Regions from separate parts of the Homo sapiens genome. Here region 2 is linked to region 1. The links are chromatin loops, found by intact Hi-C in ENCODE. Cell type or tissue: PC-9. All regions are shown on one strand. Each heading gives the region's core, and the rest is flanking DNA. Links, peaks and the distances in the headings are about the cores only.

The links. Peaks named below come from ENCODE experiments on the same cell type or tissue, not always from the same donor. Only the 100,000 strongest peaks of a DNase experiment are listed, where the experiment ranks them.
Region 2: a loop joins it to region 1, with 8 times the contacts of the local background. A loop is called at or near these places in 2 of 110 quality-filtered maps.

What each region holds. Positions count from the first base shown.
Region 1 is chr2:145,898,957-145,914,917 of GRCh38, forward strand. No RefSeq gene overlaps it. Among named protein-coding and RNA genes, the nearest start is that of LINC01911, 930 kb to the right of the region's middle. In PC-9, for the core only: no CTCF peak of the experiment used is centred there; DNase peaks (open chromatin) are centred at 7,595 and 10,435; H3K4me3 peaks cover 670 bases; H3K27ac peaks cover 2,392 bases.
Region 2 is chr2:145,683,676-145,699,636 of GRCh38, forward strand. No RefSeq gene overlaps it. Among named protein-coding and RNA genes, the nearest start is that of LINC01966, 810 kb to the left of the region's middle. RefSeq lists an enhancer at 3,858-4,359. In PC-9, for the core only: no CTCF peak of the experiment used is centred there; a DNase peak (open chromatin) is centred at 9,666; H3K27ac peaks cover 2,693 bases.

The DNA.
Region 1 (15,961 bases), core at 3,474-11,473:
AATGATGCTTAAGTTTCACTCCATAGACAATGCAGCGTATGATTCAAACATGGTTTCTTTTATTGTTTTTATAAATTATACTTTTAATTAAAAGTCTTTATTTGTCATAAGTTTGATTCATCTCAATTAAACAGGTTGAGCAAACTGCTTTCTTTCTAGGGGCAGGAGGACACTGTTTTTCTTTTTTTCTCTTTCTTTTTTCTTTTTTTTTCCTTCCTTTCTTCCTTCTTTCCTTCCTTCCTCCCTTCCTTCCTTCCTTCCAGATAGGGCCCCTCACTCTGTTGCCCAGGCTACAGTGTCATGGCTTGATCATAGCTCACTGCAGCCTCTAACTCCTGGCCTCAAGTGATCCTTCCTCCTCGGCCTCATGCGTTGCTGGGACTATAGGTGTGTGTCACCACGCCTGGCTAATTTTTTATTTTTTGTAGAGAGGGGGTCTCATTATATTGTTGTCTAGGCTGGTCTCAATCTCCTGGCCTCAAGTGATCATCCTGCCTTGGCCTTCCAAAGTGCTGGAATTACAGGCATGAGCCACCATGCCCAGCCGTTTTTTCTTTAATATTGAAAAAAATATATACCCCAAAGGTCACTAGAGGTCACCAAAATTCTCTTAAATACAGTGATAACAATATACCTATAAAACCAAGATAGCTTGTTGTACAAGATACCCTTTAATATATCCCTTTATTTTGACAACTTTCTCAAAGAGGAGAGAATTAAAAGAGACAAAGCAAAGGTCAGCATGTTACAGATTGCCACAGAAATATGAATGTACAGATCCTTTTATAAAGTCTGTGAAAGAGGAGGAAGTAGGTTATACTACTTAAAAATGATATATACTACAAAAGGAAGATTCAGACATTGAAACTCAGTTGTAGCTCTGCCAATTGCTAGTTGTTCACATTGGTATCTCATTCCACTTCTCAGTGACTAAGTTTTCTTCCTTGCCCTATCTTCTTAGCGCCATTTTATTAAATAAAAGGCTCAGAATAGGAATTTTCACTATCTTACTTGCTGTTACCCATTCAAAGTTATCTTTAGGGCCATTCAAATATTCTAGTTGTTTCTTTATGCAGGCATTTAGTAGAATCTCACTTGTCCTTGCCTTTTGAGATTGGGCATGAGTACACAATTTGTTCTAGCCCATGAAATTCAGGTGGCAGTGGCATTGGTTATTTCTAGGGAAAGCTTTGAGAACCAGTGCATGACGACCATCCCTGCCATCGTGATCATGAAAGATCTGTCAAGATAGAGCTTTTGTAGTATGGGTACCTGAGTACGTAGGATGAATTTGCATTCTCTACTGATAATGGAAATGTAACAGAAATCAATGAATATACTTTTAATATATAGGTCACTGAGATTTGGGGACTATTTGTAAATGCAATATAACATAACCTATCCTAATTTATATAACATGTTTTATCCCCAAAATAATTTGCTTCAAAAAATAATACAACCATGTTTCTAGCTTATGATATCATAACTAGAACTTTTAGGGGATATTCAAAGAGTCAAAATTTAATTAAAATTATTAACAAAAAAGAATATTTAACCTTAATACAGTAATTGGTATATGAAACTAGATAATCATTCCCTGGCTAATTTTTTACATCTATGTTGCTAAATTTCTGGGTTTATGAGTTTCTTTTACCTCCTTTGTCCTGATTACAGATGAGGCAATTCCTTCCACTTGAGTTCAATATGATTGTGATGCACCTTCCCAATAGTTATTCAAAAATCTCTATAACTCTAACTCTCCACAGGCCATTCTTTATTCTTGGAAACCTCCATTAATCCCTTCTTTATGAAATTCTACTCAGCTTGCTTTCAAAAACATTCACACCAACTCTGTGCAGTTCAATAAGGGAAGAGGATCTTGTTTTGCTTTTCTCATCATCACTACTTTTTCCGTCTTTCCCCCACCCACCCCTTCCTTAGATGCCTTCCTTTGTTACTTCGGAGCATAACTTGGATTGCCTAGCAAGGTTGTTTCCCATCCAAGAATTCACTGATATACCCTCTCCCACCTTTCCAATGATTTCTCTGACACTATTACTTCACTCTGTTGACTTCTCAGTTTTTTTTTTTTCTTCACATTTACAACTCCATCCTGCTGAAAGCCCACTATAACTATCTGTGGAGTAAAGAGTTACAGAATTTCAAAGAGGGTGATATGCTTTGGCTGTGTCCCCACCCAAATCTCACCTTAAATTGTAATAAACCCCAAATATCAAGGGCAGGGCCAGGTGGAGATAATTGAGTCGTGGGGGCAGTTTCCCCCACACTGTTCTCATGGTAGTGAGCAAGTCTCACAAGATCTGACGGTTTTGTAAGTGGGAGTTCCACTGCATAAGTTATCTCTTGCTTGCCACCGTGTAAGACAGGACTTTCTTCTCCTTTGCCTTCCACCATGATTGTGAGGCCTCCCCAGCCGTGTGGAACTGTGGGTCACTTAAAACTCTTTCCTTTATAAATTACCCAGTTTTGGGTATGTCTTTATTAACAGCATGAAAACAGACTAATGCAGACTAAATTGGTACCAAGGTAGTGGGGTGCTGCAGTAAAGATACCCAAAAATGTGGCAATATCTTTGGAACTGGGAAACAGGCAGAGGTTGAAACAGTTTAGAGGGCTCAGAAGAAGACAGGAAAATGTTGGAAAGTTTGGAACTTCCTAGAGACTTGTAGGGCTCAGAAGACAGGAATATGTGGGAAAGTTTGAAACTTCCTAGACTTGTTGAAAGGCTTTGACCAAAATGCTGATAGTAATATGAATAATAAAGTCCAGGCCGAGGTGGTCTCAGATGGAGATGAGGAATTTTTAGGAAACTGGAGCACAGTTTACTCTTGCTATATGAAGAGACTGGTGGCATGTTGCCCCTGCCCTAGAGATCTGTGGAACTTTGACCTTGAGAGAGATTATTTAGTGTATCTGGCAGAAGACATTTCTAAGCAGCAAAAGCATTCAAGAGGAAGCAGAGCAGAAAACTTTGGAAAATTTGCAGCCTGATAATGCAGTAATACCCGTTTTCTGACAAGAAATTCAAGCCTGCTCCAGAAATTTGTCTAAATAACAAGGAGCTAAATGTTAATCACCAAGGCAATGGGAAAATGTCTCCAGGCCATGTCAGACACCTTTGTGGCAGACCCTCCCATCACAGGACCAGATGCCTAGGAGGAAAAAATGGTTTCGTGGGCTGGACCCAGGGCCCCTCTGCTGTGTGCAGCCAAGGGACTTGGTGCCGTAAGTCCCAGCCACTCTAGCCATGGCTAAAATGGTCCAAGATACAGCTCAGCTGTGGTTTCAGAGGGTGCAAGCCCCAAATCTTGGCAGCTTCCATGTGGTGTTGGGCTTGTGGGTGCACAGAAGTCAATAATCAAGGTTGGGAAACCTCCACCTAGATTTCAGAGGATGTATGGAAATGTCTGGATGTCCAGGCAGAAGTTTGCTGCAGGGGCAGGGCCCTCATGGAGAACCTCTGTTAGGGCAGTGCAGAAGGGAAATGTGGGGTTGAAACCCCCACACCAAGTCCCCCTGGGGCACTACCTAGTGGAACTGAGAGAAGAAGGCCACTGTCCTCCAGACCCCAAAATGGTAGATCCAATGACAGCTTGCACTGTGCACCTAGAAAAGCCACAGACACTCAATGCCAGCCCATGAAAGCAGCTAGGAGAAGGGCTGTACCCTGCAAAGCCACAGGGGTGGAGCTGCCCAAGACCATGGAAACCCACCTCTTGCATCAGTGCCACCTGGAAGTGAGATATGGAGTCAAAGGAGATCATTTTGGAAGTTTAAGATTTGACTGCCCCACCGGATTTTTGACTTGCATGGAGACTGTAGCTCCTTTGTTTTGGCCAATTTCTTCCTTTTTGAATGAGTGTATTTACGCAATGTCTGTACCTGCATTGTATTTAGGAAGTAACTAACTTGTTTTTGATTTTATTATATCAATTTTGATGAGACATGAGAGTGGTCTTAATTAGGTAATGACAGGATAGAGAAAAAAAGTAGATGATGTAACAGATTAGGAGGTAAGATGAAAATGATTTGTGGTGGTTTGAAGAGAGATAATGAAACTGCCTTTCAAAAATTATAGTAGTAAAAGAAATTTGACATAACTGACTCCATCTTGCACCTACCAGGCTAAATTGCTTTTGCTCATTATTGTGTGGAGGCCATCATAGTCCTTTTCTTGAGCTGATTTCCTCCTTGTTGAAAGATAAAAACTATATTTGTAAAAAGTAGTAAAAGGCCACAAGTTTAGAATCATGGTAGGGGCCTGAACTTTGCTAAGGAATAGGTATGGTTAAATGATAGCCATCCATTGCCTGCTTAGCTTGTTTAGTGTCCCAGAGTCATGTAACTGAGGTTACAAGATGTATAACTCCCCCAACTGCTCCTATAGATAACATCACTATTATGAGACCTAAAGGATTAATCTTTGAGATATTTTTCAGATGTAGCATTTTGATAGACTGAGAGATGCCACTTGAACCTGTGTTCCATACTAAGGACTGACTCAACTGGTCCTGCACCCTCAGCTGGGTACGGACTCACCAGCAGCTTTGTCATCCTTGTGATTTCATTCCCAGCCAACCCATTGTTTCAGTTCCCCAGCCCCCTCCCCACCAAAGTACACTTTAAAACCCTAGCCTCTGAATTCTCAGAGAGGCAGATTAGAGAAATATCTCCTGTCTCCTTGCTTGGCTGGCCCTATGACCATTAAACTCTTTTTTTTCTGGTTCACCTCCTGCTGTTCTCAATGTATTGACTTTTCTGAGCAGCAAGTGAGAAGAACCTGTAGGGCTGCGGTGGTAAAGGATGAGGGAAGAGATAAGAATGATACAGAGGTTAGAAGATAGAACGTCTGGGGATACAGACATTCACTGGAATACGTATAAGAGGAACCAGAAGCAGGCAGCCCAAATTGTGTACAAAGAGATCAGTTTTAGATAAAATGGGTTTAGCAGGACTATGGAGTCAGCCTTTAAGTGGAAATGCCCTATACTCAATTGTATAAACTGAATTGAAATCTCTCAAAAGACTGGTCAATTTTACCTTCTCCATTTTGCTTTCTAAGTATCTTCTTCAACAAAACTGAAATTCTTCTTACTATTTTATTTATGCCCAAGCACATCATGATATTGTTTCAATAACATTAATTAACTACCTTAAATTGTATTTGTTTTAAATGTTGTAACACTTTCCATGTCAACTTCAAATACTACCACTGATATGATTTCTATTGAAGCTGGTATTTTAATTTACATTTTACAGATGAGAAAATTGATGCCAAATTGTTAAGTGATGCACTACATTTTATAGTCAGTATACAGAAGATTCTTGAGACATTTCTAATTGCCTGATTTCTAATCACCTGTATTTTTCTCAGTTGTGTATTTTTGATAAAGGGTATGGATAACATAATACTTCAAAAATATTACTGGCTCTTTTCTCTACACATTTTCTTGTCATTAGCAAGTAGTTGTGATATAGGTTTTGAGTAAAAGTAGGTCCATTTTGACTACCAATATTTTAATTGGCCATTGTATAAATACCACTAAAATACATAAATCTTAAATGTCTAGCTTAATAAATCTTACACAGTGAAGTACTCAGAAGCCTCCATCATGTTCATTCTCAGAAACTAAATACCCAAACTTAAACTAATATTCTGAATTTTGTTATAGAAACTGTTGTATATTTTGCTTTTTTCAAACAAATGGAATTATACGAACTTTACTTTTTATGGTCTGACTTCTTTTGCTCAACATTTTGTCTAACATGTTGTATGCGACAGTAATTATTTTTGAAAAAAATAGCTCTATGGTATTTCTGTATGTAAATATACTACAGGTTGTTTGCTTATGTTTCTGTTGATGGGCATTTTGGTTGTTTCCTGTTTTTGTCTGAGATGAACAAAACTGCTATGAATTCTGCTGCATGTATTTCGGTGCATGTATGTGCATATGTTAACTGGCATGGAATTGCTGGGTTTACAGAATTGTGTGCATGGTCACTTTTAACAGGTAGTACCAAATATTTTTACAAAATGACTGAACTAACTTATACTACCAGGTATAGTATATAAAAATTCCAGTTGCAACACACTTCTGCCATCATTTGATATTTCCAACTTTTCTTTTTTTTTCATTTTGGTCATTCTGGTGGGTGTGTAGTAATCTCATTTTGATTTTAATTTTAATTTCCTTGATGAATAATGAAGTTGGGGAACTTTTCATATGCTTATTGACCATTCTGACAATCTCTTTTGTAAAGTGTTGTTCAAGTCTTTTGACAATTTTTCAATTGGGTCGTCTGTCTTTTTAATCTCAATTTGTAAGAGTCCTTTATACATTCTAGATAAGAGTCCATTGTTAAATATATGCATTGCAAATTTCTTCTCCCACTCTGTGGATTGCCTTTTCACTCTTAATATTGTCTTATGATGAACAGAAGTTTTAAATTTTAATTTAGTAGAAATTACAAATCTTTGTCTTAATACTTTTTTTGTTCTGCTTGAGAAATTTTTACCTGTCTCAAGTTCATGAAAACCTTTTACTGTTATCTGTGGTGTATTAACTTTCAAATTTAGATTATGAGTCATCTAGAATTGGTCTTTGACTATGCTGTGAAGTACTGGTCAAAGTTCCTTTTCTTTATATTTGAATATAAAATTGATTCAACATTATTTAAGATTCTTTTTCATTAAATTGCAGTACCACCTTTATCATATAATAGCTGACTGTATATTTGTGACTTCTCTTTTGTTTTGTTAATTTTCTAACCTATTCGTTTCAGTTTCTCTAGATTTATTAAGTCTTCATGTATACTTAATATACATTCTCCAATTTTATTCATTTCCTCATAGTTGTCTATGCTATTCTTCATCTATTGAACAGATGAATCAGTTCAGAAATAAAACTTTTGAAATTGTGACAAAAAGTAACAATTAGAGGACAACAATTGCTTTTATTGTATTGGCAGCTAATTCACATTAGCTTATTCTGACCATGTTTTGAAAGATTTAAGGAAATTACCGAAACTAACACAAACAGAACGTTACTGCTATCTTGACACTTGTCAAAATATCCAGTTTCTGATTCCTCTTTTTCCTTTATGTAAATAATGTATGGGCTGTTTCCTATTTATGGTATAAAACTGCTTGTGACTGAAATACTGTTTTCAATTAAAGTTTTGCATACTCAGCAGCATCAGATCTATTCTTATCTCACCAACCTCTTATTCCCCATATTCTTTTATTTCTACCATTCCCACAGCAAACTGTTATAATATGGTTTTTATCAACTTCTGAAAAAAAATAGTCTTTTATATGCTAAAATACATTTTGTGGTACATCTCATCTGGATAAAATGATGTAGACTTACATCACCCTCCTCCTCTCCACTAAGTACAATGACAAACTGGAAATAATGCAGTAGGAGATCAAATGGGGAATGGTGAAAGGTGGAAAGAAGGAAAACTGGTTAGAGACTCTGGGATTGCAGGAAAAAAAAAAGGGACAGGGTGTCTTGTGACCTACACCCAACAGAAGACGATGACTCAGTCCTGCATTTCCTGACTATCAACCTAACCACAGAAGGTGGCCTAGGTGGGTGCATTCCTTCTCTGGACTGACCTCAACAACCTCAGGAAAGTAGGTCAGCACAGCAAGGCCAATTACTCAGGAACCAGGCTGACAGCAAGAGTGTTCCCTTTTCCTTCTCCTACTAGGCCTGAGATTTCCCTTCTCCACTCAGAAACATATATGGGTACATACAATAGGCTGTCCTTCTCATTAGTTTTATAAGCCGTATTTTAAGATTGATTAAAATATAACACTATCTGATATGCAAGACGATATTTAAAAGTAGGAAAGGAAAAAGGACATAAATGAAGTTAAGGTTTCTGCAATTCACTGAAAGTGGTAAAATGTTGATATCATTAGACTGTGATAAGCCACATATGTATATTATAATAACTAGAGCAACCACTGTGAAAACTAAACAAAGAGATATGCTCAAAATAAATCAAGATGTAAACCTAAAAAATAAAAAATCCAAGTAATCTATAGGAAGTCAAGAACAACAAAACAGAGACCCAAGAAATAGAGACAACAAACAGAAAATGGATAATAAAAAGGCAGATTTAAGGTCTAATGTATCAATAAGTACAACAAATGTAAATAATCTAAACACACCAATTAAAAGGTAGAGATCAATATAGTTGATAAGAAAATATGACCCAATTATATGGCATTTAAAAGAAAAGTATTTCAAATTTAACAATATACGTAGGTTAAAAATAAAAGGATCGAGAAAGACATACCTGTGTAAATGCTACCAAAACAAAAAGCAGGAGTGGTTGTATTATTATCAGATAAAGCAGACCTCAGAGCAAAGACAATTACTAGAGATAAAAAGGGGAATTATGAAATAATAAAAGATCAATCTGCCAGGAAAACATAATAATGATTTGAAATGTATATGCACCAAAGAAGATACTCTGGATATAGATGAAACAAAATCTGATAAAACTTAAAGGAGAAATAAAGAAACCATCAATTATAATTAACAATTTAAAACTCCCCCCACCCCCCCAGCAAATGAAAGAATGACTACACAGAAAATCAGCAAGGATATAGATCTAAACAATGCAATTAGCCAACAGGATCTCATTGGCATATATACAATAAGCCAACCCATAGCAGTAGAATATACTTTCTTTTTTTAAGCACCCCTGTCCTGGGCCATAAAGCAAGCCTTAACACATTTAAAAGAATTAACTCATACAGAGTATGCTCTCTGAACATAATGGATTCAAACAAGAAATCAAAGATACAGAGACAACAGGAACATCTTTAGATACTTGGCATAATATCCAAAAACTAGAAACAAAACAAAACCCCGATGTCCTTCAGTAGATGAATGATTAAACAAATGGTGATACATTGATACCATGGAATATACTTTGCAATAAAAAGAAATAAACTATGGATATCACACAAGTAGAGACAAATCTCCAGTGAATTCTGTCGAGTGAAAAGAAGCCAATATCAAGTTTATATACTGTATGATTCCATTAATATAACATTTTTGAAATGACAAAATTGTAGAAAGTGGGGACAGGTTAGTGACTATCAGGGTGTGGATGGGGGGAGAGTGGAAGAGGAGGTGGGTGTTACTATAAAAGAGCCACATGAGAGATAAGAGAAGTGAGGGAACTGTTCAGTATCCTTCCCATGGTAGTGGGTATATAAGCTTACGTATATAACCAAATTTTATGAAACTAAACACACACACATATACACAGACACACACATGAGTACAAGTGAAACTGGGAAAAATTGAGTATGATCAGTGCATTGTATCAGTGTAAACATCCTGCTTGGTGATTTTGTATTATGGTTATGCAAGCTATTACTACTAGGGAAAACTGGGTAAATGGTACTCTGGAATTTTTATTTCTCACAACTGCATGCAAATCTACAATTATCTCAATATAAAAAGCTTACTTAAGTAATACACAATGTACTTTAATGTATTATTTATCCCTTGATATAAACACCGTTAATAATATTAGCCGCTTTTGAACATAGTTCAATTTATACATAAAATATTTTAAGGTATAATTTTTCACTGAATTAAACACAAAGGCTTTAAAAGAATTCACTAATGAGGAAGTCGAAAAACAACAAATGCTTATGGTCCTTTCGTTTTTCCATATTCAATGATTTTCTCCTGATACCCCTTCTTCCACAATACGTGTTCCTTTTTTAACATTACGAAAATAAACTTACTTCTCTGAAAAAGCTGTTACTTGCTTTACTGTAATGTAACTTTTAAATGTAATTTCTGTAAGAAATGTTGTCTTCTTTCTTATTCAAGCCCCACGGACAAGATGGCAAATAATAAGAAGAACCTATTGTAATGAGAGTAATAATAATAGCCTCTAATTATGTTTTAAGGTACTGGTTTGAAATTTATATTTAATTTTAAGGTATTGGTTTGAAATTTATACTTTATTTCAACATTAAAATATCATTTGATTATAGCTTGGTAATTAGGCAACTCACCATAAATTTTATAACTTTGGTATATATAAATTTAACAGATACACACACACACATGCACACACACACACATTTAGTTAGGTACATTAAAAGTTAGCTTTCTCTCCATTCTCAAATTTATAAGCAGGAGGCAGAATGGGTCTTTCAGTTTTTGAGAACCAGCAAAAGAGTGTTGTTGTAGCAATATTGAAATTTTGTTTTAAAATTCTTTGCTAGTAGAATGAAGGTGTAAGAATTGGCAGCTTCAATTCTTGCAGTATGTTATCACCGTACTGTCAGAAGAGCTCATTTATGCCAATTCTGATGAAACTGGCTGTGTTATAAATCAAGCATGAGCCAGGGGTTTCTTATGTCAACAATGCATTTCAACTCTTACCTTATTACCACATTTTTTGGACTCTACAGGATAATATCTTTTAAGCTTTTTATTGCTTGCGTGTGAAATCTCAAATAATGTTGCCAAATGCAGCAAAAGTTCAGGGCTGTTTCTTGACATTGGTTTACTGAATGCTGATCTGTGAAAGTTTGAATGCCTAAATCCTTATCTATCAATGAGATCGATTAAACCTCACCCATTGCCTTGATGAAACCTTTCTTCATTGTGTAGATTGTGCTAAAAGATTCACTAAAGTATGTGATGTCGCACAAAAATTGCTTTTTCTCAAATATCCTCTGTAAATTCTGAGTACATGTGAACTATTCGGCATGGAATGTGTAATCATTATGCAGTAGAAAAGAAACATTATATCTGAATTTTGCAAGTTATGTTGCCTTTGAAGAAAGCCATCTAAACAGAAGCTAAATTTAGAGTTAATTTATTGGAAAAATGATAAAGTATATTGACAACACAAGTTTCCACAAGATCCTAGTCTAAATAGAAAACCACACTGAAAATTTCTGGGGGTAGTAGAAAGGTGAATCATTTTATAAGAATGAGACAGTGTATGACAAGAGAAACATACATCAAAACATGCTTTATTTACCTTCCATTAGAATGTCTTCCTATGAGAAGGTTAAATACTTCAGGAGAGGGATAGGATTTTTCTCATGTTAACTAATCCAGACAAAAGTGAATAGAGATTTGCTTTCTTCAGCATTTATTGATATTAATTGCTTTATTGAACTAGCTGTGGGAACAGGGATTTCCCAATGCCAGCATAAAGGATCATTATTTATAAGCTAACTGATCCCACAAATTCTACACTTAGCTCAACATTTCCGTTGGAAATACTGAAAGAATCTTTTTAAAAATGTTATATTTCAGCCTTCATACTGTATGCTAAATTACATAAGCTAAATGATAAAACATTTTCCAGGAAAGGGGAATTTTAAAGTCTCACATACTAGGCTTCAAATCAAGCTCTGAAATGCAGCTTATTATTACATTTTTCTTCCATTTATTTTTAATTCTTCCCCTTTGGCTCTGTCTTACAGGTGTCCCTAGTTACAACCATCAGTAAAAACAAAACACATGTGTAGGCTATAAATCTGTATTTGTGCTAATTCATAGGAGAAAAATATCTTCAGTTCCTCCTTCCAATTTCCTTTCCTTTTACCACTTAGAAGCTCTCTATAGTGCTCTGCGCTTACGATTGCAGAAACCAAACTCTGTCTCACGTGATGGGTTAACAGGAAAGTTTTTGCATGTCATGTCTCGTTGGAACTAAAGAAGTCAAGGTGAAAATCCCCAGGTTAATTTAGATTTTGAAAGGACTTAGAAAGGGAATCAATCTTTAGTAAAAGGGGGAACTGCCAATTGAGCTTTTTTGTAGGAACTAGTCAAGACCCAAACAAGCTAATATCAGGTATTAGCAGTAACTTTTCACATTGGGAAGTCATTGCCTTGAATGTCCAGTAGTTAATAAGTTTCCCAGGCACTCAAAGGGAGACTCTTATAATTTTGTTCAGATATTCATATTATAAAGGTGCCAGAGGCAATGCTAAAGCCAAGATAGAATTGGTTATTTGCTTGTAAAGTCTAATTTGAGTGTTTTAGATCAATCTAATTTCAGTGTTTAGATCAGCTGTTTTATTGTTTATTTATTTATTTTGAGATGGAGTCTCACTCTGTAGCCAGGCTGGAGTGCAGTGGCACGATCACAGCTCACTGCAACCTCCACCTCCCGGGTTCAAGTGTTTCTCCTGCCTCAGCCTCCTGAGTGGCTGGGATTACAGGCATGCGCCACCACATCCAGATAATTTTTTTTTTTGTATTTTTTAGTAGAGATGGGGTTTCACCATGTTGGCCAGGATGGTCTCGATCTCCTGACCTTGTGATCCACCCACCTCGGCCTCCCAAAGTGCTGGGGCATGAGCCACCGCGCTTGGCCTAGATCAGCTGTTAGTATGATATACAAATTGTCAGTTCAGAGTGTTTTCTTCTTCTTCCTTTCCTTTTATTTTTATAAAATAATAATTGAGCTTCTAACACTGTTCCATAGTCTTGAAATAACACCAAGAGCTAGATAAAGCATCAGGGATGTTGTATACTGTATCTTGACAAATTCTGCTTATTTTTGTATTTTATTTTTCAAATCATTTTTCCTGTGATAGATGAAGACATTCTTTTGCAGGGGAAAAGTATTTTTTACAAATGTAAGAACAGTCATTTTTGTATAAGTATTTTACAAATAGCAGAATCATATCTGAATAGTCATCCAAAAATTGGAGACATGAATTTAAATAGTGCTCACAGGGTGTCTTAGATTTGATTATGAAGTTATTCCATGAGTAGGTCATGCCAAGACTATCACAGAATCAATGGACCGGACTTACTAAGTCATCATCCCTTACTAACAGTATAGAGTTCTCAAAAGCTTTATTAGGTGCAATTGTAAGTGGCTCAGATAAGAGGCTTCAATCATTTCTTTTTAGAGATGATTCCACAGCTTCAGAAATTTCATTGGCAAGAAATGATTCCTGATGCCCAGTCGGATGTGTCATTTTTCTCTTAGAACACTTGTAATCAATCCTGCCCTGCACCTCCCACTAACCACCCAGTATTTGCTCTTTTGTTCTTTTCTTTTTTTTTAGTTTCCACACTCTTTTCAGTCAGTAAATTTTGCCCACATGATCAAATACATAAGAAAAAGAATAGAAATTGAACAGGTTTGTATGAAGAAGGATTAGAATGAGTTGAAGTAAACCGTGGAAAGAGAATATTTAGTTTGGCTTAAATCACTGCTATAATCACTTAAACATGAACAATAAACTATTTGGAAAATCTCAGGAACTGTTTTATTTCACAGACATATCATTAGGCCACCATAATGTTCCAGGAACCTGCCCCTTTCAACCCAGGCCCATCCCCAAAGAGACTATTTCTATATTAGCATTCACAATAGATATTTCCAAGATTATTTTATGCTCTAACAAAGACAGAATGACATGGCAAGGGTATTGTCCTGAGCCTCTTCTCTTTCTGGGATCAAGGCTTTGAGAAACTGTTGCAAGTCAATAGGGAGTCTCTGTCACAGTCCATAGGGAAAGCTCCTTATGAGCAAGAAGCCCCACAATGAGACTTTCTTTCAGCCCATAAACAATAGGGTTATGAGTTTCATAAGGTAAGCATCAGGCTGGAAAATTGTTATAATGTGAGTTCTGATTCCAAATCTATAATTTCCTGGCTTGTTGAGTGACAATGGGCATATAACTTCACTGACGTGCCTTTTCTAAAGTTTAGTTTTGAAATCTGTATTAGTTACACATTTGATCATAGTAAAACAGATCATTCTAAAGAATAAAATTCTAAAAAAAAACCTAGTTTAAAACCAAAAGGCTAAGTAGAGCCTCTGAAAACAAAAAAACACACACTATAATTATGAGTTGAAATAAGCCACTCATAACACCTTTAAACAAAAAGAGCTGGTAGAATCTTGAGCTATAAAATATTAAAATGTATTGCTCAATGTAAATATTTTAAAGTGTGGACTTCTGTAAAATCAATAAACAGATCAAGATATCAGATTTGTGTCAGAAAAAAATCAGTGTACAAAAATAGACAATATGATTCAATGGTTTCCAGAATGAATATACTGAAACATTAAATATTTCTAGATCTCAAATATCTGTCTTTATCCAATGCTAAAATTATTTCCCAATTGGTTAAAATGTTAAACTGAAACATCAAATAAAAGCATTTCAGTTAAATATGAAATATATGACTGTATAGTCTTTCTAAATTTATAAACAATGAAAGAATTCACAAAGGAAAAAACCAATAGATTTTATAACATAAAATTGACTTCCTAAATGTCAAGGAAATTTATTAAAGTTCAAAGGTAAACAAAACTAATGACAATTTTACAACTAATATAATAGATAAATAGTGTCATTCTTAATTTATAAAACTCTTGTTAGGCCCAATAAAATGACCACTATGTAATAACAAATTGAAAAAAAGATGAATAAACAATTCACAAAATCAGAAATATGACTACCCAATACATTCTCATTAGCAATCCAATCAATAAGTTTAAATAGTATAAATATATTTAAATATTTAAATAAATTTAAATCAAATATTTTTAATTCAAAAATATATTTTTCTAGAATGGACCTCTTCTAGACTACCAGTAGGTATATTAGTCTTCATAAGCTTTATAAAAAGGTAGAAATTATTGAAAATATTATTAAGAATTTTAAAATTGTTATCCCAAAATTTTATATCTTTTGTTGCATTAATTCTACTTCCAGAATTTATCTTAAAGACATTTTCCGACTCAGGCTAAGATTCATATATGAATATGTTTATTGCAACACTTAGAATAATAAACCAGTGGAATAACAAAATGCCCATTTATTGAGTTGAATTCAGGCCCAAGTACAGTGTTCTATAGTGGAATAGCATGAACTCAACCAAAATCATGTAAAAAAAATTTTTCTAAAAGGAAAAAATATGTAAAATGCAGTTTAATTAGAAAATAACCTCATAAAATTTTACATTTACCAAAATTTGCTTTGGGCTTCAACATTTATATAGGTATAAAGAAAATAACACTTGAAAGAAATATATCAAAATATTAAGTGATTTTGTCAAGAATGATATTATGTGGTATTCTTTTTCTTCCTTAATTTTCAAATGCCTGTAATTTGAATCCAAAACTTTTATAATTAGAGGACAAGAACATATTTTTGATAGGTTATAAGGAGTCCTGAAACTTACAGTCACATAATATCAAAGTAAACTGAAAATTACATAAAAACACATAGAATGCTCTTCAATGGTTGTAATTAACAAAGTGTCTTTTCTTCACATAAGTGAATGTTTATTTTTAATTTTTTAGCATCATAATTACTGGCTAAAGCAAATATAGCTCTGTTTAGCAAGAAAGCAGGAAATTTTAAAGGGCTAGGGATGTGCAATCACTAATTCTCACAGGCTTGGATTCATAGATAATTCTGATAATTCTGATGAAAAATTCTAAAGTATCTGAGAATAATACAATTGATGGATACCTCCCCAAAGCTAGAGGATGATTAGTTAAGGTTCTTTCTATTAATGTATCTATAATCTAATAATTATTTTCTTAGTCTGTAATGGCCTTCCATGCAACACTCTTTCTTTACAATCACTACCTTTCTCTCTCAGAAGGAAAAAGATGGAGAAATAAAATGTAATTAGTCCAATCCAAAGGGACAAAGGATGAGAATGGAGTAAGAAAGCCAACACTGGCAGACATGGAGGAAGGACAATTATTTTGTTCAACCTCAGTTTATTATTTTTCAACCTAAGGAAGAGAGTATAAGCTAAACCACGTGTACAAAGGCAACTCATACCCAAAAGCAGCAACAACTGCTTCACTTCAGATGATTTAACTGGTCTTTGCAAACGTGTTCAATCTGATTCTTGACCAAGAGAAAAAGAGATTCTTTTTCTCCTACTCC
Region 2 (15,961 bases), core at 5,270-13,269, 210 kb before region 1:
TGAGACTTGATAGAAGAGTAATTGGTATATTTGCCAAGTAGTAGTATTAGCAAGTAGTAGTGCCTCCCAATCCACTGGTGAAAATATCTCCTATGAGGGAGAAAGAAATTATCTTCCTCTTCACTAACCTCCTCACCTCCATATTACTTCTTCAAATAAGATTATAGTCAGTTTAGTTCACGTAAGATGGTGTCTTAGTCAGCTCAGTCTGCCATAAAAAACATATCATAGAATGAATGGTTTAAACAACAGAAATTTATTTCTCAAAGTTCTGGAGGCTGGAAAGTCCAAGATCAAAGTGCTGGCAAGGCAGGTTTCATTCTGAGGCCTTTTCTCTTGGCTTTTTGGAAGCTGCATCCTTGCTGTGTGCTCACATGACCCCTTCTTTATATGGGCATGGAGTGGAGAAAGAATGAGAATGAGAGAGAGAGAGACCTCTTATCTCTTCTTATAAGGGCACTAATACTATTACGAGTGCCTCATATTCATGACCTCTTCTTACTTTCCAAAGGACCCATCTCTAGATACTATCACGTTGTGGGTTAGGGCTCCAGAATGTGAATTCACAGGGCAGTAATAACACAGATATTTAGTCCATAGCAAATAATAAGATAACTTTAATAATAATTAATAATAATTCTTAAGCCTTAGATCTTGCGGGAGCCAAGAAGAACTGTGTTTTAAATGACTTCTGTGATTTTCATTAGTTTCCTTTTCATGTAATGGGAAGAGTACTGGCCTGATGATACATGCCAAGTGAGTTTAAACTTTAGTTGTATAAGTTTCTAACTGTGTTTGACTTTGGATGTTTAGTCTCTTCAAGGATAAAGGTTCATGAACAATTATTTTTTACTTCTATGTCTTATTATGCAGTGCAATACAAACAATCATTACTTCTATGTCTTATTATGCAGTGCAATACAAACAACATACATGGATATGCTTTGAATATAGAAAAACTCAATACATGTTTCAAAAATACTTTTTAATGAAACTTACCTTGCCTATTATTAGACAAAGGAAACACACTATACAATTAAGCAGACATTTTAAGAAAATAACGACAGTTGACCCTTGAACAACATGGGTTTGAACTAGGCTGGTCCACTTATATGTGGATGTTTCTCAACCTATTGCAAATCAAAAATACAATATTCCTGGATGTGAAATCCATATATATGGAGAGGTGACTCTTCATATACACAGGCTGGGCAGGACTTATTGCAAGACTTGAGTATGCATGGGTTTGGGAATATGAGGGGCTTCTGGAAACAATCCTCCACCTATATACGAAGGAACAACTATCCATTTGGCCATGATCACCCAAAATTCAAGATGAAGCGTGTCCTATCTTCTAATCTTCATATTATTTTGTTAAATTCTAATTCATTACATAAATTATGACCAAAAACTTGGCACAGAAAAGTATTATTTTGTATTTATGTCATGTATTAATTCAGATCAGTAGTTCTACCAGTAAGAACAAAAGAATATGTTCTGCAGATATGACCTATAGGCTGGTAGTATGATCTTCTAAGGAAAACCATTTTTCTTGAGATTTCTAATATTTTCATTGCTATTAATGGTTTCTTTCAAGTTCTTAACCATCTCGAGTCAGGTTTGTTGTATTTATCTTTCTCTCTGGTTGCAAATTTCCTTTAATAGTCAATGGGACAATTAGTAAAATACATTCCAAATACTCTGGTATAGAATAGGTCCTGGATTTCAGCATTTGAGCAGACACACATCTACGTGTTCATGTCTAGACTTCTATTCAGTACAAAGATAATAGCTTCAGCTCAGAAAGTATTTCACCACATTTATCTATTGCCTTATTAAAAGTAATTCCCAGAAGGAAACTTCATGAGTAACTATTAATGAGTCATTTACAGTTACTCCATAGACCAGATTAACCAAGATAAAATTTTGGTAATGAGTATTACCTAGTAGGAAGGTAGGTTGTAAAAACAGTTTTGGTTGAAACTTGAGTCAATTTAGTTGTATCAATGAACCTATCAAAATACAACTTAAGAAATAGTTGAATTCTTCAACTTTGAATGACCTTTCAGAGTCTATTTGCAAGGCGTTATTTTCTGTCTTCTATTTCTTTTCCGCATGCTTGTTCACTTTACATTCCTTTACTGCCTTCACTTATTGATTGCTTGAGTAAAACAAGGCCACACCCTCTGTAGACTCTCGGTAAACTGATGAGGATGAGGTTGACAGACTAGAAGGTAGGAATAATGTCTAAGTACAGAAATGGGTGTGTCAACTGCCCTCTGAATTGTGAATTCCAACATCATGTAGCTGAGGATCTCTGGAGAAATAAGCCAGTCAGCCAACTGACAAAAGAGGCTTCAGGTTTTTGACACAAGGTGTAATGACACTTGGGCAATATGACCTGTTCCATGGCATTTTACATTATGTCGTGATAATATCACAAAACATAAAGTTCTTCAGGCGATCTGCTACATCATATTCCACCATGAGTTCATAAGGAATTTAAATAGCTGATTATCAACTTGAATTAGTGTAACTGCTGCCAGATAGTTGTAAATAACAACAATAATATATTCAAAGAGTGCCCTTAGTTAAAAATACAGTAGGCAAAGAGACAGAATCAGCATTAAACGTCACACAGAAAATTCTGAGTTAAAGATTTGGGCAGCAGTCTACGTTGCACTTGACTTAGAGGTGATTTTAATAGACTGGGTGGAATCAACAGACTTGCAGCACATATTCATGTTGAATGACTCTAGATGAGTGAAACAAAATACACAAAAGGAGACTAGGTGATAATTCTAAGAACCTATATTCTGGGAATAATATTATTAACAACTGTATTCAAATTTATCCTTACTTGTTCGCCGTTCTTTAATTTTCTCTTACTGAGGAGTTTGGAAATTGAATGTATTCATTCCCCAAAATTATGCCTGTGTGATGAGTTGAACTAATGTTTTTAGAAGTGAGCAGCTCAAATAATGAGAGTTTGGGGGCTACTATATTGCACAACTCCAGCGGGCACTATTTACATTGTATTCTGTACTGTAAATATGACATATGGTTACACTGAATTTTATCTAAAAAATAAAAGAACTTCCTGACATAAACTATTACAGTTTATACCAACAGTCTACTCTATAATTGGGCCCCTCTGCAGGCTTTTAAACATAAATTGACCTCATACTCATCTTTAGAATGGCTTATTAAGGCAGGACTCACTAAAAGTCATAATGCCTTTATAGGGGGAGTAGAGAGAAATGGAAGTTGTTGATTAAAAGAAAAACAAAAGGTAGACTACTTGACTTAAACATCTCTTATAAGCTATCTTATTTAAATATTTAATCTTCCTTTCTCCAGAGCAGGGAAGTATTTTTTTTTTATTTTATTGCTTACATAAAATTTTCTACTACACTTGCAATTAAATGTAATGTTCTCCTACTTTCTTTGTTTTTTTCTTTCCTTCCTTACTGTTAAGAGTCATAACCACTTTAGTCCTGCAATGAGATTAACATCCCTGGAAATATGAAAAATAAGATACCTTAAGAAATACTTGACATGAAGGGTGTAAGATGTGATCGACTTTCACCAGCCTCTGCACAAAGACTCCTTGGCAAAAGAAAGTCAAAGAGAGAAAAAAAAAAAAAAAAAAGGCATGAACTAGAACTATAGGTTTTTAACCTTTCCGATTTTTATCATAGGTGAAAGCAGATCTATGAAACTACTCTATTCTCTACAAACCTGAAGAGAGCCAGGCAAGTTGGGCTCCACATGTCTTGTTATCATTCCAGTAGTACTATCTTGGGAAGAGATTATTTCAGTTCTGGAAATGCTAATAGGTTGGCAACATTCCCCCAAGTCTTTCTAGCTTGAAGGAAGGAATGAGGGCAGAGTGCAGCAAGTTACTTGGAGTACTTGCATTTCTGAAGTCCTCCAAATGGCTTACCTACTATTTCCCCAGCACTTTGCTGGGTCTGTGAAACAACTTCTATGCCGGGGAATTTGAAACTTCCTAAATGGTTGAGGTGGTGCTGGGGACACGTTGTTACCTGTGTGTGTGCTTAAAACTCACTTACATGCTCACCACAAATCAAACATTTGTTTTCCAACCAGTAAAGAGGAAGTAAATTCAGATTCAAGTTTCTTTAGGAACGAGACCATGCTGAGAGGCAAATGAATGGCCACTGTGGGGAATTTATTTCTCCTGCTGAAAAAGCAAAGGCTAATAATAATTGAGGTTGATTTGCAAAATGCACAGCTTTACAATAATCATATGATACCTAGTAATTTTGAAATTGAGGTAAAAAAAGGAAGCACTTCAGAAGTCGGAATTATGAAAATCAAGAAGTTGCTTAAAATATTTGAGGGTGTGCTTAGATAATCAAATGCCATATGCTTTATTTGCTTCTGATGAGAGATCATGTTTTCCCTTGGAACAAATTACACACACAGGTGTTTGACACAGGGTTTATAAACTACCAAGAGGAGCCAGAATGTTTGGGGTTGGGGTAGGAGGTATTAATTTGGGGAAGGTGATACTTGGTGGGGACGGTGGGGACGGGGTGGAAAGAACAGGCAGTAGGAAAAAACAAGTGTTTTAGCCATATTTGCAAACTAGGTAGAGTTGTTAGAATTAGAATTTACCACCTAAGTGTAAACCCACCCTGATTTACGCAGTCAGATTCAGACTTTACTTCTCAACTACTTTGCTTATGAGTCACTCCTGTAAGAGAAATGAGAAATAATAGAATTAACATACAAATTTGCTTGTGTTTTATATATGTATATATATGTATGTATATGTATGTATATTTATTTATGCCTGCTATATGGAAACTATATACATAAGCTAGGTTAATAATTGTTTTTTTCCTACTCACAGATTCAAAAGGAAATAATTATCACTCATGGTACAGACGAGCAAACTGAGACTAATTTTAGTTCTTCTCATACTGACAGATGCTTGATAGAGAAGATACTTGTTGCCTGAAATATAAGACGTCACTATCATAATTTCTATAAGGAAATATAAAATATTGTTTTTGAGCTGGAGTCTATAATGAAACATTGCCATTGAAAATTGACCCAGGTCTGTAAAGTAAGATAGACAGTTTGACATTTCATAGATATTGTTTTCGGATATAAAAAATAACAAATAAAAAAAGAAGTGTTAACTAGACAGAATTAGGCCCACTACACAGATTTTATGATATTACATTAACTGTTCTGACTAGTATGTAGACTGTGATAGTTTGTTCTATATGACAGCCAAACATCCTGATGGAAACAGTAAATTCAGTAATATTCAATAATATACCTTATAGAAGTAGGTTTTAAAAAGTTATCAGAATGATTCATTTCAGGAGAGACTCTCTCAACTGGTCCATATGAATTAGGATGTGTTTAAACTCTCTTAAGTCTGTCTTCGAATCAGGAACGTTTCAGAAACAAAAATTAATGAAGATGGAAAGGTAACCTTTTATTTATTTTATTATTTTTTAAAATTATACTTTAAGTTTTGGGATACAAGTGCAGAATGTGCAGGTTTGTTACATAGGTATACATGTGCCATGGTGGTTTGCTGCACCCATCAACCTGTCATATACATTGGTATTTCTCCTAATGCTATCCCTCCCCTAGCCCCCCATCCCCTAATAGGTCCTGATATGTGATGTTCCCCCCACCGTGCCCATATGTTCTCATTGTTCGGCTCCCACTTCTGAGTGAGAACATGTGGTATTTGGCTTTCTGTTCCTGTGTTAGAATGATGGTTTCCAGCTTCATCCATGTCCCTGCAAAGGACATGAACTCATCCTTTTTTGTGGTTGCATAGTATTCCATGGTGTATATGTGACACATTTTCTTTATGCAGTGTATAATTGATGGGCTTTTGGGTTCATTCCAAGTCTTTAATCTTTTGAAAGCTCTGAAAGCATATTTTATAAAAACACATTCAAAGCAATTGAATATTATAGCAAAGGAATTAACTACAACAGACAGAAATTAACCATTTTAATTCTCACAGTTATTTTAATTCTGACAATTTTTTTTAAATTCCAAAACATTATCTCAAAATATAGAATGCTTGAATATTTATTATTTCTCTTTGAATACATATTACTTAAGGTAATTTCCATTATGTGTGATTTTCTGAAATTAATTACAAAAACTCATGTTTTGTGTTTTATTAAATTTTAAAATAATTTTAAAACAATAATAATTGAGCACTAGAACATTTTTAATAGTTTCTAGCTGAAGTCAACTAACGACCCAAATAGGATGTTAAAATTGTAAAACAATCAACCACTTTTGTTAAATGATAACTTGCACCAAAACCAAGTTAAATGTGAAAATATTTCTTTCTTCTCAGTGTACTCAATAATAAACTCATGGGTAGGTTTTGAAAGGCAGCACTCACAATTAGTCTGACTTATCTGGAAATGCTGTTTTTTGGTAAACAGGATTTGACTTACATTATATCCATTTTTGATAGAATATTATAATTATACAAGTCAAATGTGTTGAAAATCATTTAGGAAAGGTAATATGCTTTTTTGCAACCAGGTTATTAGTGATGTTTGAATCTTGAACAAACCTAGAATTGTAAGGTTTCTTTTCTCATTGTTGTTCTGACTGTAACTACTTAAAAATATGTGTGGAGGTGGCAAAGAGGTTGAACTGTAGTGATGTATAACCGGTAAATTTCCAAACTGGATGACTCAGCCGCATATAGCCAGCCCAATCTGTACTGATTTTACCAACGTAAGGCCTGCTGATAAATGGTAATAACAATGAAAAGAGATATTTTAAAACAATAATTTTAGCTTCCCTGTGAAATTTCTTATCTTTGCTTTCTTCCAATGTTTATTTACTCCAGTGCAAATGGATAGAGTTTCCGTATCCTTCCTCAGACTTGCAACTTCATTTATAAGATTTTAAGGTGTAGTTTAACTGATAAGGGGGAAACATTGCTTAATCTGGACAATTTGGAAATGTTAGTTGTAACAAAGTACGAAGAATTTAAAAGTTGTAGAACTAACATTTTTTGTCCTTATAACAAGATCTTTTACTTAAAGATAATTGACTTAAGGTCATAATGGATTACTACCTTGCTCATCTTATATTTCTACTAAGATGGGGAGGGAGGGTGGGATTGGAAAAGATTTTCCCTTTTCAAACTAGTGCTTTTCAGATAAACAATAATAGGCAAAAATTCTTCATTACTATTGAGTTTCTACTTTTAATTTAATTATTTTTAATGGAAATGTTAAGTATGTACCTTTAAGATACTCCATAACTTCAAAAAATTCCAATGTGGGTTATATATAGTGTTTTATTTTTAGTACTGAATGGAATTATCCCCTTTCTTTTTGTTCTTGTTTTATTTATCTTTTAAGAAAATAATCAAGCAATCCTCAAAGGTAAGGAGTTTTACTGCCTAGCTCAATTTCATAAGATAATTGTGTGCTACTTAAAACTAAGTTCCAAATCTAAGGTGAACAATTATAGATGTACTTCAAAGGGACAAAATAGATTTTTTACCAAAAGGAATTCTGAAAACATGACATGGGAAATGCACTTAGTGTTTTATTTAACAGTTATGTACTAATAAAAAATCAATATAGATATATAATTAGGAGTTATACATCCAGGAGTTTCACTCATCCTGGTGAGCTCTTTCCTCTAACATCTTTAGTGAGGTTTGTGAAATATTAGTTGTACATATCCTTCCAGTCTGGAATTACCTACTTGAGTTATCTTTTCCTTTACTGGTTAAAATAGCTTGAAATTTTGGAAAACTTAATGTCTTTCTTTTCTCCCTCTGCCTTTACTGGCAATTATTTTCTGGCAACTGATTAACTATACAAGTATAGTTCTCATGTAAGATTACATACTGGAAAAGTTGTCATAAGTAGGATATTAGCTATGTTACTTTTAAAGGGTAAAACCTGTTCTATTTGAGGTTGATTTTCATAATTTTTAGTCATTATCTAGATAATATTCTCATTAGAAAGTAGCTGATAATTAAGGTAATTAGAACTGAAGGCATTAATCTTTTCGCAAAGAACACCATTTCCAAACGGTGTGGGTTTAAGTTAGAAGAACAGGAACCAGACCAATATGGGGCCAAGTTTGGCTGACTCAATATAACAACACTGAGATGTGATGGTGTTGGCATAATGACATCATGACTCCTTTGGGACCAATGTTTTGGAGTGCAGGTGGCAGCGCTAGACTGATCTCATCGGAAAATAGCTAACCCATACAAACCAACTTTTTCAGGGTCTAGAACTGCTTTTTCCTGTCCATCCTCACCACTAGAGGAAAGGACGTGTGTAAGTGGCATTTCAATATTAACTTTGAGATGTTATAGGTTATTGAGAACCAAATATCCTACTTGACCATTAAAGCACCTATTCAGCTATTAATTAAAACTTTAAATATCAATGGGCCAAGGTATTGAGGAAGTCTAACAATCAATTTGTATCTATCACCATTACTTTTCTGGCATTTATTCATTCCTCCTGTGGACTACATAGTATCAAAATTTAATCATATAAACTACTAAAAGGTGAAAAGAATTGTGTAAATTGAATTACTCAGAATAATTTCCCATCCTTGTGACTTCACCTTATTTAGTAAATATATTACAAGTATAAAGATATAGCTGTATCTATATTTGATTTTAAGGTTTCAAAATATTTAATTTTTAAATTTGTACAAATTTTCTGATACTTTTTAAATGTACATGCAAAAACAAAACCACCAAAGTAAAAAATTGTCATTAAGATCCTGTCTGGGCTATTAGTTCAGAGCTGTTTGGATGATGCCAGACCCAAATATGTATCATTAAATAAGTAAACCTAATTCAAACCTGATTCAAGGCATGCCCAACAAATAATGTTTTATCACCTCTAGAGATCTTATTTCTTGATATCTTTGATTTGCATGTAATGTAAATATCTATGGATGTTTAATGCAGCAAGACAGAAAGCCTCGAAATCTAGAAGGAAGAATAAATTATATAACTGATTAATACTCGTTGATTATTTAGTAAGTATTCTTAAGTTTTCAAGGAAATGTTGCTATTATTCACACACAGCAAAAACACAGATGGACGGTCTTTTGCAGCAACATTTATGTTCATATGAACTTTACTTTATAAAGCAAAGAGCTAAATATTTTATGAAAAGGGCAATAATCTGTTTATGGAAAGATGCAGGAGCATCTCTTTAGGAAAGTAGTTTGTTCTGAGTTCATAAGTTGACAATCTATTTGTAGCTATCATTTGAAATTCATACCATTTCCTTCTCACAGCCATTCACTACCACTCACCATGCAAGGTTCTATAAGTTCTCCCATTTGGATGCCCTTAAGAGAGCCTTGCAATGACAGATGGTTTGGTTAATTACAAAATTAAACTCTGTGCTATTGAGACATGATTTCAGTGAATAATATTTTCCAGACAGAGTTTAATAAGCAGCTTGCGGTTGAGTAGCCTTTAGCCCAAAAAAGGGAACCAGGTCTCTGTGACTACCTTCTACATTCAGAGAGCATGAGCTTAGAGGATGTTAACTTGACCACCCCAGGAACTCAGTTCCAGTAACCTTATCAGGGTCTACCAGAGTGACCCCACCCTAAGCATTGTGAAAGAAGGACTGTTGAAATAGCACCTGGCATTTCACGCTGAACTCCTGTAACACTTGCTGATTCACTGACCACAGTGAAGGGAAAGTACACTGGATATTCAGCCGGCCTTTATGGGTGAGCCCTGCTGGTAAACATGAACTCATCTGAGAAGTCACAGGTTTTAAAATTCACATGCAGCAACTTTGAATTTTTTTTTGAAATATGGTAAAACAAATCAATTTTTAAAATATGAAATTTAAATAGATTAAAACTAGAAATCTAAATATTTGTAAAAGGAATAACTTTTACAATCACAGATCCTTTCGTTGTCGTTGATGATGTATTTCCTCCTGGAAAGTAAGTAAAATAATTGACATCTGATATGACCAGACATCTGATTTTTGGTGAACAGATTTTCTCAAGGTGATTTGGGAAGACTATGCTTGACTATGTTTGACTAACTTGAATAGGTTTAAGGGAGGAAGTTTCTAGATCTGGCCACTAGTTCTGATATTTATTAGTTTTAGAAACAATATCTGATTTAAGTAGAACCAAACAAGACTAACTTGGATTTGTAATAAGTCAGAAAACTGATAATGCATGCAATGATCTCCAAGATTTTATTTTTACTTCTTATATATATACTTGGAAAATACTACTAAATTCAACAGATTTTTTTCCTCTAATAAATTGATCACTGCTTTTACTAAGTCAAAGGTATAAAAAATATCTGAAGCAACCAGATGATAAGTTAATTACCATCCAGAAAATATTTAAACAACTATGCTCCCATGAAAATTCTCCTGCTCAGTTTTCTTAGTTATATCTTCAATACTTTTTTTGAGATGTTAGTTACATGATGCTGTGATCTGTCTTTTCCATTTTTCTATCACTACAGAAAATTTACGATGATGTATAGCATATATTTAATAAAAAGTTTTAAAATAAAAAATGACTAGACAATTTAGAATACGAGTACCAAAATTTAAATCAATTCAGCAAATGTCTGCTTCTTATATAAAATATTGTTTAGCTGATAGAACTGGCAGATTACGTAGGTACTCTCTGAATGAAAGACGGCAACTCTATATTTTAACAATGATAGCACACACTGTGGTCTAATGACCTAGGGGCAGAGTTGTAACAAAATGAATGGTAAAATTTATTAGAAAAGCATAACAAAAGTAAAGAAGCCACAATTTTTCAATTATAATATTTCTATAAGTTACTAGAATATTTCTATAAGTGGGAAATAGGATGAGTAAAACAAATAAACATTTATTGTGCCCTTTTCACATGCATTACACATTATTGCTTTTCATCTTAATGAAACTGATAAGGACTTGGGAAACTTAGGATCAGAGAAATTGTTTAATTGTTGAGGGCAGACAGAAAGATACTAAGTCACAAATTTAGTAAAGACTTTCTTTATAACCCAGTATGTGCTTAATTTTTAAAATCAACCCTATTGAAGTATAATATGCCTTCAACAAAATGTACCTATTTTAAACTATTGAAAACGTGTGCACGTAGAACCACACCACAATCCATATAGAATCTTTCCAACATCCCCCAAAGTTTCTTTGTGTCCTAAACTAGACAACCCCTTTCTCCCAACTGACCCAGAAAACCACTAATTTGCTTTCTGTCACCATATGATTCTTGTTTCATTTAGACTTGAGCATATACGACATATAATTTTTAGTGTCTGGCTAATTTCACTCAGCATAGAGGTTTTAAGTTTCATCCATGTTATGATCTGTACTGTTGTCTTTCTTTTCCCCGAGTTCCAAGGAATTCCATTGTATTCCACTGTATGTTTACGACAAATTATCATTTCTTCATTAATGGTTAGTGATTTTACTATTAAATAAATATTTATTAAGTAAATATTTGCTTATCCTAATGTTGTTAAAATATTTTTTCACATTTCTACCAAAGTTTTATAATTTTAGCTTTTACGTTATTATTTGATCTATTTTGGTTTGTATGTGTGTGTGTGTGTGTGTGTGTGTGTATGTGTGTGTGTGTGGTTGGGTCGGGGTCTGTTGAGAGATACTTTATTCCATGTGGATAAATAGCCAGGTTCCAGCATCATGTTTTTTAGAAGACCATGTTCCCTCCATTGAGCTACCTTGGCATCATTGTCAGAAATCAATAGACCCTACAGATACTCTGTAACTGATTAATATCTATTGCCAATATTATGCTATCTTGATTACCTTAGCTTTTCAGTTAAGTTTATACACCAGAATGTACAAGTTCTCCAAATTCATTCTTCTTTTTGAAATTGTTTGGGCTGTTCTATGTTCTTTGCCTTTAGAACAGACAAAGACACAAAATTTCTGTGGGGACTTTTATTGAGATTGCATTGAATCAGTAGACTAACTTGGAGACAGCTGGCATCTTAACAACAGTTATTCTTTCAGTGCATTGATTGGAGAGAGTTGATACCTTAACAGTCTTTATTCTTCCAGTGCATGATTATTTATGTATTTAAATAACTTCAGGAGTAAAGTTTTTGACACATTTTGTTATATTTATTTCTATTTTTATATTTTTGATATTATTTTAATTTTTAAAATATATTTAAAAAAATTATTTATTGCTACGCTGCAGAAATACAACTGATTTTTTTCACATTGACCTTGTAGCTTGTGAACTCTGTAAGTAATTAATTTTAGTGGCATTTTTGTAGATTTCTAAGATTTTACATGCACAAGATTATGTCTTTTTATAATAAATAGAGCTTTACTTTTCTAACTCCAGTGTATATGCCTTTTATTTATTTTGCTTGTCTTAATGCTGAGGCTAAGACTGCTAGTACAACAGTCAAAAGCAGTAAGAGAAGGCATTCTTAGTTTTTACAGTATTAGAGAATAATATATATTCTTTATACTCACTTTGTGTAACATAAATCCAGTCAAATTTATTGAAATTTGTTTTTTGGCCTATCACATACACTATTTTGGTGAATGTTCCATGTGCACCTAAAAAGAATATTCATTCTGCTGTTGATGGTAAAATTAATGGTGCTTCATAAGTGTCAATTAAGTCAAATTGATTTTTAATATTATTCATGTCTTCTTTATACTAATTTTTTTGGTCTACTTAAACTGCTAATTACTGAGACATGAGTATTGAAATTTCTAAGTATGACAGCTTTTGTTTCCTCTTTCATTTACATCATTTGCACCATTTATTTTGAAGGTCTATTAATAGGTGGGTACAGACATTTATTATTATGACATATCTTTTTATTTCTGGTACTCGTCCTTGTCCTGAACCCTATCCTACATGATATTAATATAGTCACTTCAGCTTTTATAAAAGTAGTTTTAACAGTACATATCTTTTCATAGTTTCTTATTTAACATGTCTGTGTTTGCATAATTGAAATGTGTGTATAATAAAAAACATGTCATTTGTTCTTTCTTAATACATTTTTCTAATTTGTGTGTTTAATTGCAATGCTGAGACCATTTACATTTTGTTACTTTCTAATTTGAAACATGAAAATATATATTAGAAAATATGTTTCTAATTGACCTACCTATACTTCATTTCTCTTTTTTCTCCCTTATTTTGGATTACTTGAGTATTTTTTATTACTCTGTTTCATCTCCATTCTTGGCTTATTAGCTTGATTTCCTTGTATCTGTTCTCTTTTAATTGATCTAGAGTAACAATTCACATCTTAAACTTATCCCAATCCACCTAAGAACAATATGATAACACTTGAAGTAGAACAAAAGAATTCTTTAAGCATATATGACCATCTCTGCTGCTTTGTTATTTTCCTGTTTTTGTATATTTTACTTTTACATATTTATACACCCCATAATATAGTGGTGTTGTTTTTGCTTTAAAGAATTGATTATCTTTAATGCATCTTCAATTTTTAAAATATTTTTAATTTTTAAAATTTTTCCTGTGGGTCAGAAAAGAATGTATTTTAGGCAATGTTTGGCATATGACCAATAAGTCAAAATAATAGTTATGTTAAAAATTTTACTGCCTTTTATAACTTGCTGGATGTAACAGGGTGATGTTTATGAGAGCAAAATGTTCACATTTTCTAATATGTTTGCAAAATTGTCAATTTTTTGCAGTCATTTCAATTTTCAAGTTGTGTTTTGGCTGTATATGTATTTGGAATTGTCTTAATTTTCTGGTGAATTTAATCTGATACTAACATAGCTATTAATGTAACCTTTGCAGGTAGAAAATTAAGGCTCATAATGCTACTACAAAGACACATGCACATGTATGTTTATTGCTGCACTGTTCACAATAGCGAAGACTTGGAACCAACCCAAATGTCCATCAATGACTGGATTAAGAAAATGTGGCACATAAACACCATGGAAGATTATGCAGCCATAAAAAAAGTTGAGTTCATATCCTTTGGAGCGACATGGATGAAGCTGGAAACCATCATTCTGAGCAAACTATCACAAGGACAGAAAACCAAACACCGCATGTTCTCACTCATAGGTGGGAACTGAACAATGAGAACACAGGGACACAGGAAGGGGAACATCACACACTGGGGCCTGTCGTGGGGTGGGGGAATGGGGGAGGGATAGCATTAGGAGGAATACCTAATGTAAATGACGAGTTAATGGGTGCAGCAAACCAACATGGCACATGTATACATATGTAACAAACCTGCATGTTGTGCACATGTACCCTAGAACTTAAAGTATAATAAAAAAAAAAAAGAAAATTAAGGCTATTTGTAATAGGTCAAAAATAATTAAGAAAGTACCAATCTTTAGGAAAGGTAAATATTGATGTCACAGTTTGCCCATAGGAACATATCACAATCTCTGGTGACTTGGAGTGTGAGGATATTGGTTCACAAGGTTAAATAAGAATGGAAAAAAGAGGGAGAAATTTCAAAACACATCTAACCAGATTTCCAGACATGTTAAGGAGAAATTGGAGGGAGGAAGAATTTAAAACAATGCCGGGTAAGAATTATCCTGACAATGAAATCTAGCCATTCTTGGGTTTAGGAAGTCATTAAATACTGAGTTGAAAAGAAATGAAGGCTCTATACAAGTACAAATCACTGAGCTGCAGAACAGTAATGAAGGAAAAAAAAATCTTAAAAGCAGCCAGAGGAAAAAAATACAGATAATTTAAAAATTAATGGCAAGCAGAACAAAGAGCTGACTTTTTAACAGCAATAGTGAAAGGAAGCAGTTGACTTTATCTTCAAGGTATGGTGAAGAAACAACAGACCATCAGAATGCTATGCCCAGTGTTAAGAATTAAATTGTCTCCCAAAAAGTACTTATAGGTGGGCATGGCTTGACAGTGTGGACAATCAATTAGGAAAGGGTAGGTTTATGTAAAATAGGTGAGGGGTGGAGGTCAATCAGAGGAAAACGCGCCAAATGGGAAGACAAGTTCTCAATTGTTGCTTGGCTTTCAGGCTTTAAACTGTCTTTGGCTTGGAGGGGTTTCCCCGGGAGCCCACCCCTCTCTACCTAGGCATTTAGCTGCCTTCTGCCACTCTCAGTACCACAAACTGAGTTGCCTAAAACAACAAAATTTATTTCTTTCACAATTTTGATATCTAAAAGTTTGAAATCAAGGTGTCAGCAGGACCACGCTCCTTCTAAAACCTGCAGTAGAGAATCCTTTCCTGCTTCTTTTGAGTTTCTGGTGTTTTATTGGCGATTCTTTGCATACCTTGCCGTGTAGCTACCACACTTCAACCTCTACCTCCATTGTCACATGATATTATCTCTTGTGTCTCTTTGTCTCTTTTCCTCTTTTTACAAAGGCACCAGTCATATTGGATTAATGGCTCATCCTACTTCACTATGACTTTATCTTAACTTAAATAGTTACATCTGTAAGGACCCAATTTCCAAATAAAGTCACAATCTGAGATACTGTGTGTTAGGACTTCAACATATGCCCGGCATTTGGTTTTTTAAACATAATCTTTTATTATTACTGAAATCATAAATATTTATTGTATAAATTAATGACATTTACACTGGCAAAAAGAAAATAAGATAAAATGTCACATTGTCACTATCCATAAATTATTGTTGTTAATATTTTAGATTATATTTCTGTACCATTTATATGCAAACTACACAGATACAAAACAAACATGTGCCATTATTTTTACTGACTTTTAAAAATAAATGTATTAGTTAACCTTTTAATAAACTATTTTGTAATAGTTGATTTACAAAAAAAGCTGAAATGATATCTTTTTATAATCTTGATTTTTCAATAATTGATCTCCATTATTTCATTTCAGAAACTTACCAATACATAGATGATATTAACGTTTTCTGAAATC